2 separate regions of the Homo sapiens genome follow, and region 1 is linked to region 2. The links are chromatin contacts, found by Hi-C or POLR2A ChIA-PET in ENCODE. All regions are on one chromosome and are shown on one strand. The core of a region is the stretch at or near the end of the contact, and the rest is flanking DNA. Distances in the headings are between cores, read along the strand shown. Region 1 holds the start of PPAN-P2RY11 (PPAN-P2RY11 readthrough). Region 2 holds the start of ZNF266 (zinc finger protein 266).

Region 1 (6,717 bases), core at 2,562-5,061, 670 kb before region 2:
TGTTGTGGTCGCCGTCAGGCTCTGCCTCGCTCTCCGACAGCCCCGCGCCCCTGTGTGTAGGACATAACAGGGCTCAGTGGGGGAGCTCAGGCTCCCGGTCCTGTTCTGGGGTCCCCGGGCCGCAGTGGCCTCCCGCCCTATGCCCTCCTCACGTGGCCAGCAGCTCGCTGATGTCCTGCAGGCGGCTCATGTTGGGGAACTTCTCCTGGAGCAGCTTCTTCATCCCGCGACTCGCGCCCACAGGAACAACTTTGATGCTACTGCAGGAACATGAGTGGACGGCAAGGGGGTGGTCAGGGGGCACGTGATGGGGCTGGCGGTGCCCATCTCACCCTTCCCACAGTGCGTCAGGGCGTTTACTTTGGACAGAGCAATCACAGCGTCTCAGCAGAAGTGCTGTCATCAGCCGCATGTGGAGGCCCCCACCCGGCACCCCCTCGTCTCCCATCCTGCTGGGACACTCACTAGTGGCGGAAGTCCAGCTCCTGGGAGTCGGGGTTGTAGTCGATGAGGAGGCAGCGCTTGATGGTGTTCAGGTTCACCTGGAAGGGGAGGAAGAGAGCATAGTCCAGTAGACTCATGGCAAAGTTTGGGGAAGTGGGGGCTTTGGGGGATACACACACTGTTCGTGGACTGTGGCACTGGCTAGAAATGCTGCTTCCAGCTCGCACCTGCAGTTTTAGCTACTCCAGAGGCTGAAGTGGTGGGACTGCCTGAGCCCAGGAGTTCAAAACCAGCCTGGGCAACACGGCGAGTCTCCATGTCTACAAAAAGTAGATGGAAAAATGAGTTGGATGTGGTGGTGCACGCCTGTAGTCTCAGCTACTCGGGAAGCGGAGGCTGCAGGATTGCTTGTGCCCAGGAGTTCAAGACCAACGTACGGAGACCCCGTCTCTTAAAAAAAAAGTAAAGAAGGCCGGGCACGGTGGCTCACGCCTGTAATCCCAGCACTTTGGGAGGCCGAGGCGGGCAGCTCACGAGGTCAGATCAAGACCACCCTGGCTAACACGGTGAAATCCTGTCTCTACTAAAAATACAAAAAATTAGCCGGGGTGTGGTGGCGGGCACCTGTAGTCCCAGCTACTCGGGAGGCTGAGGCAGGAGAATGGCGTGAACCTGGGAGGCGGAGCTTGCAATGAGATGAGATTGTGCCACCGCACTCCAGCCTGGGAGACAGAGCAAGACTCCGTCTCAAAAAAAAAAAAAAAAGGTAAACAAGAAATTCTGGTCCCAGAGCCGTATTAGCCTCCCTGATGACTGATATCTTATATATAATTTATAAGTCCCATCTGAGAGTCACTAGTGACAAGGATTAGGAGCTAGGACTCAGGAGCCAGATGAAATTAAAAATCCAGTCCTGCCCCCTGGAATCTAAACTTAGCATCTCTGCCAGCCTCAGATTTGCTTTTTTTTTTTTTTTTGAGACAGTGTCTCGCTTTGTCACCCAGGATGGAGTAGAGTGGCGTGAACACAACTCACTGCAGCCTTGACCTCCTGGGCTCAGGTGATCCTCCCACCTCAGCCTCCCCAGTAGCTGGTACTACAGGCATGCACCGCCACACCGGGCTTTTTAAAAATCTACTTTTTGTAGACATGGGGTCTCGCTATGTTGCACAGGCTGATCTCAAAGTCTTGGCTTCAAGCGATCCTCCCACCTCGCCCTCCCAAAGTACTGGGATTACAGGCCGAAGCCATAGCACTGGGCCCGCAGCTTCCCTCTGTAAAACAGGGCCCTAAGAAGAGATGCTACGATCCTGCTCAGCCCAGCACTCAACACACGTGGGAAACAGAGCTCCATCAGTATTTCTTTCCACCGGCTGGAAAAGGTGCAGCTCACGGGGTGTGGACCGCTGGGGGAATCTCTGGACACTTTTGCCCAGCATCATCAGACACAGGAGTGGGATTTGACCTCAGGACTCAGCAGACCCAGGAGCTCCCAGTCTCAGCGCTGGGAGGAGTGAGCAATCCATCTGAGGGCCTGTGGCACCTCTATCCGCTGCACCCCCCCATACCTGCCACCTCGCCAGGCCAGACCCACCTTGTGCACGTTGATGGAGGGGAACAGGTTCTGGAACATGGTGGCCATGAGCTTCACATGCATACCATGGGGGCCAAAGCTGTTGAGTACCAGGAGGGGTGGGTGGGCAAACTGCTGCTCGTGCATGCGGTGCCGGCGCAGTGAGGAGACCACATCACGCACCAGCGAGTACTGTAGGACAGGAGAGAGGAGGGGGTGACCACCAACCACACATGGCTGCGGACAACCCCAAGTCCAGCTCCCACCCCACATGGCTTTGTACCACCTCCACCCCTCTCACCTTCTTGACCTGGAAGGTCAAGGTGGGGCCTCCTGGGAGGCGCATCAGCTTCTGCAGGAGAAGAAAAGATCAGTGACTCTGGAGGGGTCTAGCAGAGGTGCCCGGAGTAGGCACCTTTGCCCCATCTCTTCTTCAGAGCGTTTACTTTGAAGCCAGAAATCACAGCAGCTCAGAGGCATATGTGTTCATCATGAGAGATAGGGGAAGGGGGGGTCTGGGGGAGATGAAGGGTGAGGGCGTCTACTCACAAAGTAGACATTGGTCTCTGTTTTGCTCAGGATCAGAAAGTGTGTGACCCCGAGGGGCCCAGCCACTGCCACGCAGTCCTTCAGCGAGTTCTTCTTACGAACCTGGAAATGACAAAAAGAAAAAAAGAAAACATAGCTTATCCCTTGTTGTGACAACTATAAGCTGACGGTGCAGATCCTGTTATGGTCTGTCTTGCATCTGACCCTTTCAACAAGCCCAGAGGAGCAAAAGGATCTTAGCCTTTAGAGTCAGTCGGACGCAGATTTGAGTTCTAACTCTGTCTCTTGCTCACAGCGCATCTTCCCATTGACAAATGAGCGAACTCAGGCCCAGAGAGGTTAAGTAACTTGCATCAGATACTGGGGAGAAGTCAGTTTCCAACCCTGCTTTGCTGCCTCCAGATTCTAGTCTTTTTTTTTCTAACACGGTCTCCTCCGGTCGCCCAGACTGGAGTGAAGTGGCACGATCCCGATTCACTACAGCCTTAATTTCCTGGGCTCAAGGAATCCTCCCACCTCAGCCTCCCGAGTAGCCGGGACTACAGGCACGCAACACCATATCCGACTAATTTTTCTATTTTTTGTAAAGACGGGGTTTCACCATGCTGCTCAGGCTGGTCTCGAATTCCTGGGCTCAAGTGATCCTCCCGCATCAGCATCCCCAAATGCTGGGAATACAGGCATGAGCCACCACGCCCGGCTCCAGATTCCAGTCTTAACTGTCAGGCTTAGGCGACTATCTATCTCCCAAGCTGCGCGCCCTCACTCCAGCCCAGCAAAAGCCCTGAAAGGCAGAAATGATGCTCCCCATGAGGGTCTTTTTTTCCAGCTGGGGAGACTTAAGTCCTCCCACAGTTTTACAGCGGGAGCCATTACTGCAGCTACGAAGACTAGGCCGAGGGTGGGTGGAGGCGGGCTGGGGGTGGGGTACAAACCTGCAGACGGCTGGCAGTGAGCGGCTCCATGACCCGCCGCACGTCCAGGCTGAGCTGCCGGATGTTGCGACCCGTGCAGCCTCGCGTGAACACGAACGAGTGCGGGTTCGCGGCATAGGCCTCGAGGTTGCGGAGCTGCGCCTGGGCGCGGGCGCGCTTCTGGTGCCGGGACTGCGGCGACGAGAGACAAAGGGTCAGCGCCGCGACCTCGGCCGGGACCCCACCTGCGCCACCTGCCTCCCAAGCTGCCGGGCCTTACCCTCCCTGACTGTCCCATGCTGCTGTGTCCTCCACGAGGCCTCCTGCGTCCGCCGCTTCCGGCGCTGCGCAGCTCACTTCCGGCGCCTGAGAGCCGGCACGGCGTGGGACGACATCAGGCGGGCCTGCGCACTAGGTGGCCTCTGGGAGCGGGGAGGGGCAATCAGATGGAGCGGTTGCTATGGAGACACGGGTGCCTGTTTCTAGGGAGACCGGGGCGGGGCTACGCGGCTCCGGGCTGCAGAGAAACGAATCCGCCGGTTCGAATCCCGCTTCGGCCCATTTCCTCCAGCTGGGCTAAAACCACTTTCTGCATTCCGAGGCTCCTAAAATATCCCAAAGTAAGGCTGATAATGTCCCCCGGGCCCACGAATTAGGAGCGACCATGTATGCACAATGTTGGGCGCTCTGGCGCCAAGTACTTGGGGAGAAGCCACCGGAGGGAATGACTGTGGCAATCATTCACTTTAGTCTCGCAACTCCTCTGGGCCAGCTGTCCTCCCCGGGTACCCCTGTCTGCAGACAGGCTGAGGGATGGAAACTCCACATCACCTTCTGGAAACTCAGGGCAAGGCGGGCGTTTCGTGAATAACTCGCCCCCTCCTTCTTTCCGCTCAAAGCCTCAGTCTTGGCCTCAGGCCTCTGGCTTCTTCCCCAAAACCTTGCAGTGGGGGAAAGGGACACCCCCTCACTGGGCTGAACATTACTCTCTCCTCCCCCATCGGCCTCCTCTCCCTCCTTGCTCTCTCTGGCACCCCAATTCTTCCTCCTCTCCCCCAGATGTGTCTCCCCTCCCCCTCGTCTTCCCCCTGTCTCTTTCTCCCTCTTGTAACTTTGTCTCTGTCATCAGTTGTCTCTTTCATCATTTATAACTGAAGATGGAAACTAAAGAAGTTTCCTTTCTCTGTGTCTGGCCCCATCCCTGTTTCTTTCTTCTCATCTGCCTCCCTGTGGTCTCTCCCCATCTTCCCATCTCTCTCTGTCTCTCCCCATCTCCCCGTCTCTCCCTTTCTCTGCCATCTCCCTATGTCTCTCCCATCTCCCTATGCCTCTCCCATCTCCATCTGTCTGACTCTCTGTATTCTTCAGCCCCTCTCTGTGACTTATGAAGTTCCCTCCCTCTCTACTGCCAATGGGGAAGCCAGAGGGGGCTGAGGGTGGGGGGCCGAGGGGCCCAGTGTGGGGGCCCCAACCCAGGCCCAGAGCCCAGCCTGGCAGCCTCTCTCAGATCTGGGACGACCATTTCCTTTTTCAACCCTGGAGTCCACTCGAGTTACTCGGGAGCTCAGGATGGTGCAGACCAGGGGAAGGAGGTGACTCTCCCGGCGTGTGGCTGGTCGTCGGTGGGGCCTTTGGACAGGTCTCAGACCCTGGGCCTGGGCTCTGTGGGGCTCTATGTGAGTTTCTTTGTACCCCTGGGAAATGACTGCATGGTTACTTCCCCCAGTTCCGTCCTCGTGTGATTTGACTTGTGTGAAAATGTGACCGAGTGTGTGGGAGACAGACGGTGACCTCTGTGGTGCGGTGGATAGGTTTCCGGGTGTCAACTGTGTGTACCTGTTTTGTATCTGTGCACTACTGTGTGATCACAAGAACCAGGATGTGGACAAGCCTGACACACAGATAAAGACCCACTCAGCCCACCCCATTTCCCTTTAAGTTGTGATGTGTGTGTGACCATATTTGGAACATACAGTTGTTGCCTGAAACTGTTATGTTTCCAGCTGTGTCTTTTTAAAAATTTTTTTTAATCAATGAGATATCCTTTATTTATGAAAGCATAGTTCCAATGCAGAAGTCAAGCTTTATGGTTATATATTAGGATAGGTTCAGATCCAATATGACAATGTTTAGCACTAACTTTAACATGTTAAAGCTCTGATTCCTGAATGTTTTTCTCACTTAATATATTCTCTCCAATGACAAGCTGGTGTGCTTGGCTTCTTATGCTGAAAAATATATGCCTGAATTCTATAACAAGCTATTAACAAAATCATGAATAGTTAATTAAATAAGTGCCAACACTACATGGAACTTACTGGCCACCAACTCAGAACCATAAAACTACACACACACACACACACACACACACACACCACACACACAAACAAAACAAAAAAAACACCAAAGAAAGATAGCTATCACTGTACATATGAATACTGTCCAGGATATCAGATCAATTATCAAATCCAAGGTCTCTGGTGTTTTGTCTCACAGTGTTGAATATATGAATGCTTCTCTATTATACTGACTTGTATTATTTTCAACAAATAATTATGTGGACTCAAAATCTTACATTTTTATTTCTTTTCTTTTTTTTTTTTTTTTTTTTGAGACAGAGTCTTACTCTGTCGCCCAGGCTGGAGTGCAGTGGCTCACTGCAACCTCCGCCCCCCGGGTTCAAGCGATTCTCCTGCCTCAGCCTCCTGAGTAGCTGGGATTACAGGCATGGGCCACCACACCCGGCAAATTTTTGTATTTTTAGTAGAGACGGGGTTTCACCATCTTGGCCAGGCTGGTCTCGAATTGCTGACCTCGTGATCTGCCCACCTTGGCCTCCCAAAGTGCTGGGATTACAGGCGTGAGCCACCGCGCCCAGCCTTACATTTTTATTTCTAATTATAAAATCCAGATTAATCCAAAAAACATAAATCACATGTAACTGAGGTAGGGTTTTCACTTTAAGAATATATTGTTTCTATCACAATTTAAAAATTTACAGCTGTGTCTTTTATATTTATTTTTTATTTTAATTAATTAATTCCTCACTTTATTATTATTTATTTATTATTTATTTATTTATTTATTTATTTATTTTTGAGATGGAATTTCAGTCTTGTCGCCCAGGCTGGAGTGCATGCGGTTGCTCGATCTCGGCTTACTGCAACCTCCACCTCCTGGCTTCAAGCAATTCTCCTGCCTCAGCCTCCCGCGTAGCTGGGATTACTGGCGCATGCC
Region 2 (6,111 bases), core at 2,756-5,255:
AATGGATCAAAGACCTAAACATACATGTAAGACCTACAATAATTCCCAGAAGTATAGGCAGAAAAGTTTCATGATACTGGATTTAGTACTGTTTTCTTAGGTGCAGTATCAAAAACATTGCAAACAAAAAATTATCAACATTAAACTTGTACTTCAGAGGACACTCATCAATATTATATAGTTTAGTATTCTAAAATATTCCATCAAGAAAGAGAAGGAAAACCTATTGAGAGAAAATATTTGTAAATCATATATATGATAAGGACCTCTCTTCAGAATATATAAAGAACTCTTGCAACTCAATGGAATTTTTTTTTTTAAGATAGAGAGTTTCGCTCTTGTTGCCCAGGCTGGATTGCAATGGCACCATCTCAGCTCACCGCAAGCTCCGCCTCCTGGGTTCAAGCGATTCTCCTGCCTTGGCCTCCTGAATAGTTGAAATTACAGGCATGTGCCACCATGCCTGGCTACTTTTTTGTATTTTTAGTAGAGACAGGGTTTCTCCATGTTGGTCAGGGTGGTCTTGAACTCCCAACCTGAGGTGATCTGCCTGCCTTGGCCTCCCAAAGTGCTGGGATTACAGGCGTGAGCCACTGCACCCGGACCTTTTTTTTTTTTTTTTTCGAAACAGAGTCTCACTTTATCACCCAGGCTGGAGTGCGGTGGCATAATCTTGGCTGACTGCAACCTCTTCCTCCCGGGTTCAAGCGATTCTCCTGCCTCAGCCTCCCGAGTAGCTGGGATTACAGGTGTGTGCTATCACGCCTGGCTGATTTTTTATCTTTTACGATGTTGGCCAGGCTGGTCTTGAACTCCTGGCCTCAAGTGATCTGTCTGTCTCAGCCTCCCAAATTGCTGGGATTACAAGCCACCGTGCCCAGCCAGAAAACAAATTTTAAAAGGGGCAAAGGAATTGAACAGAAATTTCTCCAAAGAAGCATACAAATGGCTAACAAAGCACATTAAATGATGCTGAACATCACTAGTGTTAGGGAAATACAAGTCAAAATCATGAGGTATCACCTCACACCACTAACACAGTTAACATGAAAAACACTAAAGTGTTAGCAGGGACGTAGAGAAGTTGGAGCCCTCATACATTTCTGGTGGGAATGTAAAACAGTACAGCCCCTTTCAAAAACAGTGTGGCAGTTCTTCAAATTCTTAGATAGTTACTGTATGGCTCAGCAATTCCATTCCCAGATATATACTCTAGAGAAATAAAAACCAGCTGAGCGTGGTGGCTTATGCCTTTGTGGAGGCCGAGGCGGGCAGGTTGCTTGAGCTTAGGAGTTTGAGACCAGCCTGGGCAAAACCCTGTCTCTACAAAAAAATACAAAAATTAGCTGGGTGTGGTGGCTTATGCCTGTGGTCCTAGTTGCTCAGGAGGCTGAGGTGGGAGGATCGCTTGAGCCTAGGAGGTAGAGGCTGCAGTGAGCTGTGATTTCTCAAAAAATAAAAGCCAGTATGCACAAAAAGATATATGTGAATTTTCATAGCAGCATTAATCACAACACCCCCAAAGTGGAAACAAACCATATGTCCATCAACTGAAGACAAATCATATATGGTATATACATAGAATGGAATATCATTCAGCAATAAAATAGAATGATCTAGGCTATAATACAGATGAACCTTGAAAAACGGGCTAAGTGAAAAAAGTTATTCACAAAAGATTGTATGATTTTTAGGCCGGGCATGGTGGCTCACGCCTATAATCCCAGCACTTTTGGAGGCCGAGGCAGGACTACTTAAGCCCAGGAGTTCGAGATCAGCCTTGCAACATAGTGAGACCCTGTCTATACAAAAATAAAAATAAATTGTATGAGTATATCCATATGAAATGTCTACAAAAGAAAAATCTGTAGTGATAAAGTAGGTTTGTGGTTCCCTGGAGCTTAAAGAGGAGGTAAATGGGTTTTCCCATTCAAAGATTTCTTTTAGTGTGATTAAAATGTTCCAAAATTATGTTTGAACAACACTGCGAATGTACTAAAAAATATTGAATTATATAGCTTTAAGTGGGTGAACTGTGTTGGTTATATGTGAATTGTATCTCAATACAGCTGGTCTAAAAACCAAAAGGGAAAAATCACAATAATAGCCACATCATTGGGAGCGTAAAAATTTAATGTCTATTAAGCATTTAGGGTAGTAAGATTTAAAAAACAGCTACCGCCAGGTGCGGTGGCTCACACCAGCACTTTCAGAGGCTGAGGTGGGCAGATCACCTGAGGTTAGGAGTTTGAGACCACCCTGGCCAACATGGCGAAACCCCATCTCTACTAAAAAAAAAAAAAAAAAAAAATACAAAAATTAGCTGAGCGTGGTGGCGCGTGCCTATAATCCCAGCTACTCAGGAGACTGAGAAAGGAGAATCCCTAGAACTCAGGAGGTGGAGGTTGCAGTGAGCCGAGATCGTACCACTGTATTCCAGCCTGGGTGACAGAGCAAGACTGTCTCAAAAACAAACAAACAAAAAAGCTACCATTATTATTATTATTACCACGGAATATTATTAGTTGATACAAAACCACTGGAATGAAAAGATTATGATCTTGATATTGGCATAAGTAAATGTATTACTGGCATAGAGTCTAGAATCAGATACAGGTATACATAGGAATTTATAGTTTAATAAACATGGAATTTGAAATCAGTAAATCAAGGACAGTTTATCAATATGTGGTACTACAATAATTGGCCGTGTTTCTGGAGGAAAGAGATATTGTATCCACTATCCCACACCACATACTGAAACACATTCCATGAGTATGAAAGATTTCAATGTTTTTAAAGTAATATGCTGCAGAAGAAAATTAGGAAATCTATATGTAATCTAGAGTTTATGAAGACTTCTTAATGCAAGAGAGGAAACTTAAAAAAGAAAATCTTTTTGAGTTGAAAAATTAACTGCAAAATAGTTACCAGTTCAGTAGATTCACAAAATATTTGATAATGTACATGAACAGTTCTTCATGTTAGTAAAACAGTGTTCAAAATAACTTTATTAACTCCATAAAGGCCACCCACTACAAAGCACAGCAAAAACGATTTCTGGAGAAACTAGAATCACTCCTGCAGAAGTGAATGCCTGATATCAGTGCTATTTTACAACGCGGTATTTTACAACGAGGCCCTGGAACTCACTGTAAGATCTCAGAAAACAATATATTAGTCAAAGAAAAAAAAATCAACATTTACAAAAAGTATCAGCATATTGAATACACAAAGGAATCAACTATTAGAATTTAGCATGGCGTCCAGATAAATGAAATAAGGGGAAATATTGGCCTCAAGTTGAATTGGGCCCGGCGCCGTGGTGCACGCCTGTAATCCCAGCCTTTTGGGAGGCTGAGGCGGGATGATTGTTGGAGCCCAGGAGTTTGAGATCAGCCTGGGTAACATACCTCAACTCTGGGGGAAAAAAAATTAGCCGGGCATGGTGGCCTGCGCCTGTAGACCCAGCTACTCGGGAGGCTGAGGCGGGATGATGGCGTGAGCCCATGAGTTTCGCCCCACAGCACGCCAGCCTGGACTACACAGTGAGACCCTGTCTCAAACAAAAACAAAATAAAAAACTAAAACTAGATTGAATGAATGGAGGAGATAGGCCATATCATGGACTGGCAGGATTATCAAAGGAAGCATCATTTTGAGGGTGCTAGGAACGTGGGAGGAGGTGAGAATAAAAGCTTTTTGTGAGCATTGTGCACATCCTGTGGGGGAGCCCCCACCTCTAACTTTGCCAACACCACCGACCCCACCCTAGGTTAGCCCCGTCCGCAGGGCTGGTTCTAACCTCAGCCTTGTGCTCTGGGCCCCTTTTGGCCTCCATCCCTCAAGGTGAGCAGACTCCAAGGCCTCCAAGGCGTCTCCGTAGCCACTGGGGAGTAAACCAGAATCTCTCTGCCTGAGGTTGTTCAGCTCGGCTGAGGTTGCAGTTCCCGAGCGCTCCTCCAGGTTTGAGGCTGGAGGCGGAAGTGACGTCACGGAGCGCTGCTGTGTTTTCCGGCGCTTTCTCCGCGCCGCCAAACCCGTTTTCTTCCTGGTGGCGTTTGGGCTTAATACAGCTTTGGCGAGGTCGGATGACGGGTGGGAGCCAGCGGTGGAAGGGGTGGCGAAAGTACCGGTTTGCCCCAGGCCGCCGAGGGGCCTCCTTAGAGAGACCTTGCCTGCTCCGCTCGCGTCCGCCGGGGCCGCGCGGGTCCTCCTGGCGCCGCCAGGTTCAAAAAGCCACTCGAGTTGTCACTGCGACGGCCCTGGGCCAGGAGCCGTTTCGGGATCTGTCGTAAGGGCGCTTCCTCACGATTTTTGCAAACACGGTGATTGCCGCTTCAAACTCTTCCAAAGCAATTCTTTGTGACTTTTTTTTTTCCAGAAACAACGAGTTTTCGTCGTTCGAATCAGGTTGACTGGTCCTTCATCCCCCCAATCTCCCGTACCTGGCGAGTCCAGCTCGTCGCGGTGAGTACTGGGGTGAAAGTTGGTTTCGGGGGCTTCTTCCTCCTGTTTTATCTGAGAATTTGTTTTTCTCTTTGCGCATCCTGTATTTACTTTTGACACTCTACATTCAGGTAGAAACATAAAGCTATTTTTTAGGTATCTGGGGTGTGGTTATTTCTCTATGTGAATATAAACGTTTGTAGACCAGAAGTCTTTCTACTGAAGAAAAGCAAGAATACTCAGCTATTCTTTTTATCTGAACTTCCTAGGCCTGTACCTCCCCACAGAGCTTCAAAACGGGCTTTTAGGAAGAAGGAATGGAGGCTTTGAAGTAAGTTGAACATTGCAGGCGTGACACTTAAGGTTTAAATGCTTGGTAATACGTGTCCTGTGGATAAAGACATGTCCTTTTAAAACCATAATACTATTACCCCAGAAAATTTAAAATGTTGTTAATATGTACCCTGTGTAAAAAGGTACAGTTCTCCACTTTGTTCCAATATATGGTTTTGATTGTTTTGGGATCTATTACGTATCCAAGTTTCATGTCTTTTAGTCTCTTTAAAACTAGCAGACACTGTTTATCCGTTATATTGTCTTTTTGCGCAGTCACTCGTTCTTTCAGAAAGTTATACATTTTGGTAGTTCTGATTGTATTCTGTGCCGTGTTTAAATGTATCCTTCATTTATTGGTGTATCCTGTAAATGGATGAGTGTCTGAATGGTTAATTAAGGCATAGTAAAAAAATTCAGCCTAGGGCTGTTCTTAGGGAGGTTGTAAACTAGTGGAGGAGGCTGTCATGTAACCAAGCAAATAAGTGTATTACAAATTGATGAAGGTCTGTAAGTAAAGTAGAGGACAGAATTATTTTCTCTATTTTTCTTTGGAATAGGCAATGCTAAGAAAAGAGTGATATGCAAGCTGAGACCAAAAATATGGTATGATTTAGCCATACTGAAGGGGAAGGAAATAAGAGCTGGGCAAAGCATTCTGTGAATTGGCTGACTCCACTTCTATGGTGAGAGAGAGGAGTGCATCAAAGATTACTCCCAGGTTTGACAGAGTCAGTATTCTTTCTTTGGTTGGGGAAACAATGTGGTGGGATAATTTAATCTTAAATGTATGACAGGAAATAGTAAGTGATATCTTTTGGGAGACAGAGTTTCGCTGTTGCCAGGCTCCAGTGCAGTGGCAGGATCTCGGCTCACTGAAACACTGTAACCTCCACCTCTTGGGTTTTCAAGCCATCCTCCTGCCTCAGCCACCCTAGTAGCTGGGATTACAAGTGTGCGCCACCATGCCTGGCTAATTTTTGTATTTTTGTATTTTTTTTTTTTTTAGTAGAGATGGTTTCAGCATGTTGGCCAGTCTGGTCTCAGACTCCTGACCTCAAGTGATCCACCCACCTCGGCCTCCCAAAATGCTGGGATTACAGGTATAAGCCACTGTGCCTGGCCAAAGTAAGTGATATCTGACAAATGATGTAAATCAAGGGAAAATAGGAGAAGCATGAATGTGTTTTAATTACATGAATAAGAAATTAATTCAAGGGATTAATGAGAATCAGTGCTTGATCACTGAAAAATAAGCTCTCCATGAAAATTCACTGATGTTAATTATTAGTCTTAGGAAATATGTATATTCATAAACAGACAAAACTT

The links. Hi-C counts contacts between places; a loop is a spot of excess contacts on that map. ChIA-PET counts read pairs that join two places held with the same protein, here RNA polymerase II (POLR2A). Pooled maps may share reads with other maps.
Region 1: a loop to region 2 is called in a pooled map, with 14 times the contacts of the local background. The contact joins the promoter of PPAN-P2RY11 here to the promoter of ZNF266 in region 2. A Hi-C loop is called at or near these places in 1 of 168 maps with a recorded cell type or tissue (CD14-positive monocyte) and 6 of 50 pooled maps. POLR2A ChIA-PET finds 5 or more read pairs at or near these places in 1 of 52 experiments (activated T-cell).

The regions. Positions count from the first base shown.
Region 1 is chr19:10,103,456-10,110,172 of GRCh38, reverse strand. It overlaps PPAN-P2RY11 (PPAN-P2RY11 readthrough), which reads right to left and starts at 3,811. Exons shown (of 13, transcript NM_001198690.2): 1 at 3,761-3,811; 2 at 3,502-3,672; 3 at 2,567-2,668; 4 at 2,319-2,369; 5 at 2,039-2,209; 6 at 466-542; 7 at 153-260; 8 at 1-50. The coding sequence starts at 3,778. It overlaps PPAN (peter pan homolog), which reads right to left and starts at 3,811. Exons shown (of 12, transcript NM_020230.7): 1 at 3,761-3,811; 2 at 3,502-3,672; 3 at 2,567-2,668; 4 at 2,319-2,369; 5 at 2,039-2,209; 6 at 466-542; 7 at 153-260; 8 at 1-50. The coding sequence starts at 3,778. It overlaps SNORD105 (small nucleolar RNA, C/D box 105), which reads right to left and starts at 2,522; the gene lies at 2,438-2,522. It overlaps SNORD105B (small nucleolar RNA, C/D box 105B), which reads right to left and starts at 424; the gene lies at 333-424. It also overlaps a transcript of ANGPTL6 not described here. RefSeq lists enhancers at 106-687, 1,599-2,242, 3,885-3,934, 3,531-4,174 and a silencer at 3,615-3,664.
Region 2 is chr19:9,433,467-9,439,577 of GRCh38, reverse strand. ZNF266 (zinc finger protein 266) reads left to right here and starts at 4,005. Exons shown (of 11, transcript NM_001370374.1): 1 at 4,005-4,294; 2 at 4,385-4,470; 3 at 4,719-4,780; 4 at 5,343-5,503; 5 at 5,792-5,910. LOC105372269 (a long non-coding RNA gene) reads right to left here and starts at 3,937. Exons shown (of 3, transcript XR_007067133.1): 1 at 3,806-3,937. RefSeq lists an enhancer at 4,085-4,214.